2 separate regions of the Homo sapiens genome follow, and region 2 is linked to region 1. A link is an interaction called in ENCODE POLR2A ChIA-PET data of the cell type or tissue named here. Cell type or tissue: A673. All regions are shown on one strand. Region 1 overlaps PKD1L3 (polycystin 1 like 3, transient receptor potential channel interacting). Region 2 overlaps AP1G1 (adaptor related protein complex 1 subunit gamma 1).

Evidence for each region. ChIA-PET counts read pairs that join two places held together with the same protein. Peaks named below come from ENCODE experiments on the same cell type or tissue, not always from the same donor. Only the 100,000 strongest peaks of a DNase experiment are listed, where the experiment ranks them.
Region 2: POLR2A ChIA-PET joins it to region 1 with 6 read pairs; 6 of 35 experiments call an interaction of 5 or more read pairs at or near these places.

What each region holds. Positions count from the first base shown.
Region 1 is chr16:71,940,599-71,944,598 of GRCh38, reverse strand. PKD1L3 (polycystin 1 like 3, transient receptor potential channel interacting) reads left to right here. Exons shown (of 30, transcript NM_181536.2): 23 at 429-569; 24 at 1,575-2,039. Among named protein-coding and RNA genes, the nearest start is that of IST1, 47 kb to the right of the region's middle. In A673, no CTCF peak of the experiment used is centred here; no DNase peak of the experiment used is centred here.
Region 2 is chr16:71,795,034-71,799,033 of GRCh38, reverse strand. All of the region lies in intron 1 of AP1G1 (adaptor related protein complex 1 subunit gamma 1), which reads left to right. Among named protein-coding and RNA genes, the nearest start is that of AP1G1, 12 kb to the left of the region's middle. In A673, no CTCF peak of the experiment used is centred here; a DNase peak (open chromatin) is centred at 2,283; H3K27ac peaks cover 1,927 bases.

The sequences.
Region 1 (4,000 bases):
CAGTCCTCTCACCTCAGTCTCCCTAGTAGCCGGGACCACAGGCATGAGCCACTATGCCTGGCTAATTTTTTATTTTTTTGTAGAGACAACGTCTCACTATGTTGACCAGGCTGGTCAACTCCTGGCCTCAAGTGATCCTGCTGCCTTGGCCTCCCAAAGTGCTAGAATTGGAATTACAGGCATGAGCCGCTGTGTTCAGCCTAGTAACTCATTTTTACTGTATTGTACAAAAGTATCAGTCCCCAATTGATTGGAATTTTTTAAAAAACAGGTCCTTTATAATAGAGAGTTTAAGAAGCACTGCATAGGTAGTTTTATTCCTTGTTTAACATTTAAAAGGAGGTGCTCACAGTAGATGCTCAATGAATGGTGAGTGACTGCTTAATGAAATATAACATTTCTTTGGTCTATATTTGAATTTTTGACAGCAAAATGTTCTTCGTCAGTACCAGGTTCAAGAGATAAGAACAACCCCGTCTATGTAGCCCCAGCTATAAATAGTCCAACTAAGCACCCAGAAAGAACCTTGAAAAAGAAGAAACTCTTCAAGCTGACTGGAGATATTTTGGGTATGGAGAGGAAATGGCAACATACTGATAACACAGCACCTTTTCCAGAAGGGAAAGGAAGAGAGAGAATAAAATGGAAAATAAAGAAGGGTTAAAAAGCTGTCTTTTAAAATCTTCACCCTGTGAGATTTGGGATTCCAGTAAAGCAGGTGGGATGGTAACTGGACAGATCCCTGACCTTGGAGTCTAGAGGTTTTATTGTGTGCTTGAGTAAGTCACTTTCTCCACCTGCAAAATGTAATAACACTTGATCTATGGAGGGAAAATGAAAATGCTTTGGCAGATGGCTCTTCTGTAGGTGCCAGTTGACTGGCTTCAACACATCTAGTTCATTATTGGATTCCCTAGTCCAAATAAGACAAATTCTGCTTTTATCATGACTTCACTTCTTGTAAACACAATCACATGAGAGACAGAGTGCATGCTTAGTCCTTAGAGCTAAACACCATATTTCTTGTGCGGGATTTTATGTTTTTTTTTTTTTTTTTTTTTGAGACGGAGTCTCACTTTGTTGCCCAGGCTGGAGTGCAGTGGTGCAATGTCAGCTCACTGCATCCTGTGCCTCCTGGGTTCTAGCGATTCTCCTACCTCGGCCTCCTGGTTAGCTGGGATTACAGGCACAGACCACCACGCCCAGCTAATTTTTGTATTTCTAGTAGATGGGGGGGTTTTACTATGTTGGTCAGGCTGGTCTCGAACTCCTGACCTCAGGTGATCTGCCCGTCTCAGCTTCCCAAAGTGCTAGGATTACAGGTGTGAGCCACTGTGCCCAGCCACAGCCATTGTATCTTATTTTAAGTAAAATGTATCATTAGTGGCAGAATAATTCTGGGAAGGAAATGTGTATGTATGTATTTATAATTATTAGATTGAACCATATGAAACAGCCAGTTTTTGACTGGTTTTGACCTGCATAAGTCTATAGACTTAGGAAAAATGAAAAAGACATAGAGGATTTCTAAGTTAACCACTCAACTATGACATTTTTTTCCTCTTCTAAACAAGTACAAATCCTCTTCCTTACCCTGTTGATGACTGCAATCTACTCTGCAAAGAACTCCAATAGATTTTACCTCCACCAAGCTATCTGGAAGACATTTTCGCACCAGTTCTCGGAAATCAAACTTCTTCAGGATTTCTACCCCTGGGCCAATCATATCCTTCTTCCTAGCCTGTATGGGGATTACAGAGGTAAGAATGCAGTCCTGGAGCCCAGTCATTGCAAATGTGGGGTACAATTAATTTTCCAAATACCCCGTACCAAGACCTATGAGAAAGTGGACGAAGGTCAGCTGGCGTTTTGTGATAACGGCCATACCTGTGGGCGTCCCAAGAGCCTATTCCCTGGACTTCATCTAAGGAGGTTCAGTTACATCTGTTCACCCAGGCCCATGGTGCTGATTCCCACTGATGAGCTTCACGAAAGGCTGACAAGCAAGAATGAGAATGGATTCAGTTACATCATGAGAGGTAACTGGAGTGACCCCTGGAATTCAACCACACGTAGCAAAGAAGGCTGTTCAATAAGTGCAAAACCAGGAATGTGGTTTCATTGAAGGTAACTTCCTGGAAGAGTACAAGAGAGGTAAATTTGTTGGAGACTTACATCTCCAAAAGTGTTTTTATTCTCCCATCACATTAGATTCTAATTTATCTGTATATAATTTCTTTCTTGCAGGATTTTGGTTCGTTTGTTTGAGACGGAGTCTTGCTCTGTCGCCCAGGCTGGAGTGCAGTGGCACCATCTTGGCTCTCTGTACCCTCTGCCTCCTGGGTTCAAGCAGTTCTCCCTGCCTGAGCCTCCCAAGTAACTGGGATTACAGGTGCCCGCCACCATGCCTGGCTGATTTTTTTATTTTTACAATTTATGTATTTACATATTTTATGGGGTTTCGCCATGTTTGCCAGGCTGGTCTTGAACTCCTGACCTCAAGTGAACTGACCACCTTGGCCTCCGAAAGTGCTGGGATTACAGGTATGAGCCACCGTGCCCAGCCAGAATTTTGAAAAGTGTAGCTCCATTGCTTTCTAGCTTTTCATGTTAGTGTTAAAAAGTATTATGCTGGCATGCTGATTCCCAGTCCCCAACCCCAAAAGTTTTTAGGTTTTTTTCTTTGTCCTCTGAGTTATGAAAGAATGTCATAGAGGTCGGGCACGGTGGCTCATGCCTGTAATCCCAGCACTTTGGGAGGCCGAGGCAGGTGGATCACAAGGTCTAGGAGTTCGAGACCAGCCTGGCCAATATGGTGACACCCCGTCTCTACTAAAAATACAAAAATTACCCAGGCATGGTGGCTCGCGCCTGCAGTCCCAACTATTCGGGAGGCTGAAGCAGAAGAATCGCTTGAACCCAGGAGGTGGAGGTTGCAGTGAGCTGAGACGGTGCCACTGCTCTCCAGCCTGGGTGACAGAGCGAGACTCCATCTCAAAAAAAAAAAAAAAAAAAAAGAATGTCATAGAATGTTCTATCATCTGGAAACGTGACCTTAAGTTCTGAGGAATTTTCTTGCATTTTTTTGGTTAATTTCTTCTCCATTTTTTCTGTTCACTTTTTCTGATTTTCTAGCATTTTGACATTGTAACTCCTGGAGTTCTGATTTTCTTATATTTTTGCTTCTGTTTTCCATCTTTTTCATCTAATATCTGCAGTATTTAATTTTTATCTTCTAAACTATTTTTTCTTTCTATAATATTTAATTTCCAAATTGTTTTTTTCATAGTCTCTTATTGTTCTTTTACGGATGCAATATCCTCTTAACTCTGAGGATATTATGGTGGTTTTTTTCCTTCTGATCCTTTACTGTCTCTAGTTTTTTGATTTGTTGTTTGTTTTGATCTACAGTTTTCAGCATTAGAGGTTCAAGTGCCTGGCTGTCCTTTTAAAGAAAGGCAGGCTGGGTGCGGTGTCTCAAGCCTATAATCCCAGCACTTTGGGAGGCCAAGGCAGGAAGATCACTTGAGCCCAGGAGTTCGAGACCAGCCTGGGCAACATGGTGTGAAACCTCGTCTCTACCAAAAATACAAAAATTAGCCTGGCATGGTGGTGTGCACATGTTGTCTCAGCTACTTGGGAGGCTGAGGTGGCAGAATGGTTTGATCCTGGGAATCAAAGGTTGTAGTGAGCTGAGATCATACCAGTGCACTCCAGCCTGGGTGAGAGCCAGACCCTGTATCAAGAAAAAAAAAAGGCAATAAAAAGCAAATAAATGCTAATTATAAGCTCTGTGCCTGGCTGGGCATGGTAGCTCACACCTGTAATCCCAGCACTTTGGGAGGCCGAGGCAGGCAGATGACCTGAAGTCAGGAGTTTGAGACTAGCCTGGCTAACTTGGCAAAACCCCATATCTACTAAAAATACAAAAATTAGCCAGGCATGGTGGCACATGCCTGTAATCCCAGCTACTCAGGAGGCTGAGACAGGAGAATTGCTT
Region 2 (4,000 bases), 150 kb after region 1:
ACCGAGAATTGTCTGCTCATGTCCTTGCTTCATTTTTCTTTCTCTTTTTTTTTCCTCCTGTAGGAGCGCTTATGGAATGTTAATTCTTTGTTATATGGCACGTGTATTTTTCTTGTCTTTCATTTATCCTTTTTTTTTTTCCTGGGAGACAGAGTCTCACCCTTGTCGCCCAGGCTAGAGTGCAGTGGTGTGATCTCGGCTCACTGCAGCCTCTGCCTCCTGGGTTCAAGCAATTCTCCTGCCTCAGCTTCCTGGGTAGCTGGGATTACAGGTGCCCGCCACCATGCCCGGCTAATTTTTGTACTTTTAGTAGAGACAGAGATTCGCCATGTTGGCCAGGCTGGTCTCAAACTCCTGACCTCAGGTGATCTGCCTGCCTCTGCCTTCCAAAGTGCTGGGATTACAGGCGTGAGCCACCGCACCACGCCCGGCCTCATTTATCTTTTAATCTTATTTATGTCACAGACATTTTCAGGTAATTATATATATCCCTCTTTTCCTCTTTGGTTTCTGAAACTGTCTTAGAATCCATTCCAGCTGGGTGCAGTGGCTCATGCCTGTAATCCCAGCACTTTGGGAGGCCGAGGCTGGCGGATCACGAGGTCAGGAGACTGAGATCATCCTAGCTAACAAGGTGAAACCTTGTCTCTACTAAAAATACAAAAAAATTAGCTGAGCGTGGTGGCACGCGCCTATAGTCCTGGCTACTCGGTAGGGTAAGGCAGGAGAATTGCTTGAATCTGGGAGGCAGTGTAGAGACACAGTCTCACTGTATTGCCCAGGCTGGTTTCTAACTCATGGCCTCAAGTGATCCTCCCACCTTGGCCTCTAAAGTGTTGGGATTACTGGCGTGAGCCACCGCACCCAGCCTTAACAGTTTTTGATGATAATTTTTCCTTGCTGTAGTGTGTGTCTGTTTGTTCAAGTTTATTTTAGGTCTTTCAACAAATATTTTATAGATTTCGTAGTTTTTTTCGTATAGTTCCTATACCTTTCTTACTAAATTTATTCCTACGTATTTTATTTTGACACTATTGTCAATGGGACTGTTTACCCTCCATTTCTAACTAGTTAATATCAGATACATTAATTAAAAGTAAATATTATACCATCTTTAATTTTCTTTGGACAACTCCCCCACTCTCCTTGTATATCCAGAATTAATAGAACTTGGATTCATGAAGAATATGCTAGGGAAAATTTGTCATCTTAGTATTAAGTAACTTTTTTTTTTTGAGACTGCGTCTTGCTCTGTCGCCCAGGCTGGAGTGCAGTGGCACGATCTCAGGTCACTGCAATCCCCGCCTCCTGGGTTCAAGCGATTCTCCTGCCTCAGCCTCCTGAGTAGCTGGGGTCACAGGCGTGCACCACTGCGCCCGGCTAATTTTTGTATTTTTAGTAGAGATGGGGTTTCACTATGTTGGTCAGGCTGGTCTTGAACTCCTGACCTCATGATCTGCCTACCTCAGCCTCCCAAAGTGCTGGGATTACAGGGGTGAGCCACCGTCTCCGGCTATATTAAGTAACTTTCTAATGTTTCTGCTTGTCATCCTAGGGAAGAGTACACTTAGATAAGTTTTTCTGGAATGAATGACACCTTACTAGGTTTGAAAGTTTACAGTTGCTTTATTTATACGTTTTTGTTAATTTGTTTGCTTTTTTTCAAAGCAAGTTTTATTCCAAGTTTTACATGCTCATTACTTGAAAGATAGCAGACTATATATAGAAGTTAAAAAGGCATCCATATTTACATCAGATAACCTCCTTCAACATTAATTATACCCTTTGGGTCATGTCTTTAAGCCAAATTTTCGTTTTGAGAATTTGATGATACTTCTTGAATTGAGAGTACTTTAGTATGGTTTTGCTAATAAGATTATGGTTGGGAGAATGAAATTTTTTTTTATTTCATTAGTGTCAGATTAGATGTTTGTCTTGTTTAGCGATCATTGTTTACTTGGCCTTTATTGCTTTTCATGCTTATATACATATACATACATATATATATATATATATAATTTTTTTTTTAAGAGTCAGGGTCTTGCTGTGTTGCCTAGGCTGGTCTTGAACTCCTGGAATCAAGCATTCTGCCCTCCTCGGCCTCCCAGAGTGCTGGGATTACAGGCCTGAGCCACTGTGCCCAGTCTGCTTTTTATGCATCTCAGTGCTGTTGAATTGTTCAGTAGGCATGTTTGCATTTATAGACATCTGCTTTTTAGATCTCAGTTCTGGTGAATTTTGGTTATGGATAATTAAGCATAAAATAAGATTCCTGTAATTACTGTGACAATTTAGGGAGAATTGAACTTAAGTCCTCTTAGAGGGATGCCAGCTGGCTGCCTAGACAGGGTGGGGTGGTATCTCAATGTGATCCTACATTCCACAGCCTATTCTTTAGCCTTGAAGATCCAGAAATTCCATTTTAGTAGTTCATCTCCTAGGGGTGATTGAGACCAATCAAACACACTGATTTGTAAGTTATAATAATACTGTAGTATTGTAATTCACAAGGGGGGGATATGCTTTTCTCCTGAATTACTTGTGTCTGCATTCCACAGGACACTATTCCTTGTATGGAGGTACTTGGGAGTTGAGGCGCTTAAGGAAGTATTTAATAATCAGAAAGTTGCACTGTGAGCCTGAAACAGACCATATAAAGTTGGTCTTGAGTGTTTTGTCATTTTAAGCCATGGTGAAACCTGATCAAAGAATTATGCTTGTCTTACAATGCTGTTTGCCTCTCTAAAGACCAGAATACTTATCCCCAGATTTATTTCATTGTATTATTATTATTTTTGAGACGGTCTTACTTCACAACCCAGGCTGGAGTGCAGTGATTCGATCTCAGCTCACTGCAACCCAAGTCCCCTTGGCTCAAGTGATCCTCCCACATCAGCCTCCCGAATAGCTAGGACTACAGACGCATGCGCCACCACTCCCAACTAATTTTTGTATTTTTAGTAGAGACTGGGTGTCGCCATGTTGCTCAGGCTGGTCTTGAACTCCTGGACTTGAGCAGTCTACCTGCCTCGGCCTCCCAAAGTGCTGGGATTACAGGCGTGAGCCACCACGCCTGGCCTATCCCCAGATTTAATCTCTCCTATTCAAACAGTGAAGTTCTAACTCTGGTCTTTTCCGTTTATTCACTGTAGACCATTTCCCTTCTGTGAACACATTTCTTCATATAGGGGAAATAGGTATGCACCCCTCTACTCCCCTCAAAAGAAAGAAAACCACAAAAACACAGGCAGTGAGAAAACCAGCTAGGCTAGATCAGTGTAATGATAGCCAGAATAAGATGTATTGTAAAGTAAAAGTCTGATTGAAGCATAATACAATCAGTTGATTTGATTTAAGCTTTTCTAGTGTCACATTCTAGTCATAGTATTTTGCAGGTTGTAAATGGCGTTAAAGCAACTCAGATATACATATGAAATAAAAATCTGAAATAGGGGTTCTGTATGGCCCATAATATAAAAATATAGGCCATCTGGAGAATGCAAGAGGGAAAGCATGGTAACTTCTTTGGAGGGTTTTGCCTGATGTTAACTTACATCCCTTGAACATTCTCAGCTAGACTGACATTCTGTGACTGACACAGTAGTCAATGGTGAAGTTAATTGAAGTCTTGCTTATTTGCTTGGGTCTTTTCTCATTGTTTAGCCAGAAAGACTTCTTCAAGTACAATCTTTGTTGGATAGAAAAATAGGTGATTTTAATGTTGAAAAGTTAAGTTTTAGAATTTTGTTTTTAGATTTAGAGCTCAAATAACTTGAGGTCTGTTAGGGGAAGACTGACCACATAGTTGCAGAAGCTCCAGCTTTTTGGTTGTGTCCTTGATAGTTGGCTGTCAGTAGCTGAAAGTGCACAGTGGGCAGTGTGAGTTCTAAAGCAGGGAGAACGTTATCTGGGCAGGGTAGAAGAGAGAACTGGGTTGAGTTCTGACACCCTTTTTCCATAGCTGTTGGTGAGCAGCTGGTACACCTTTATTTTGTGTGCT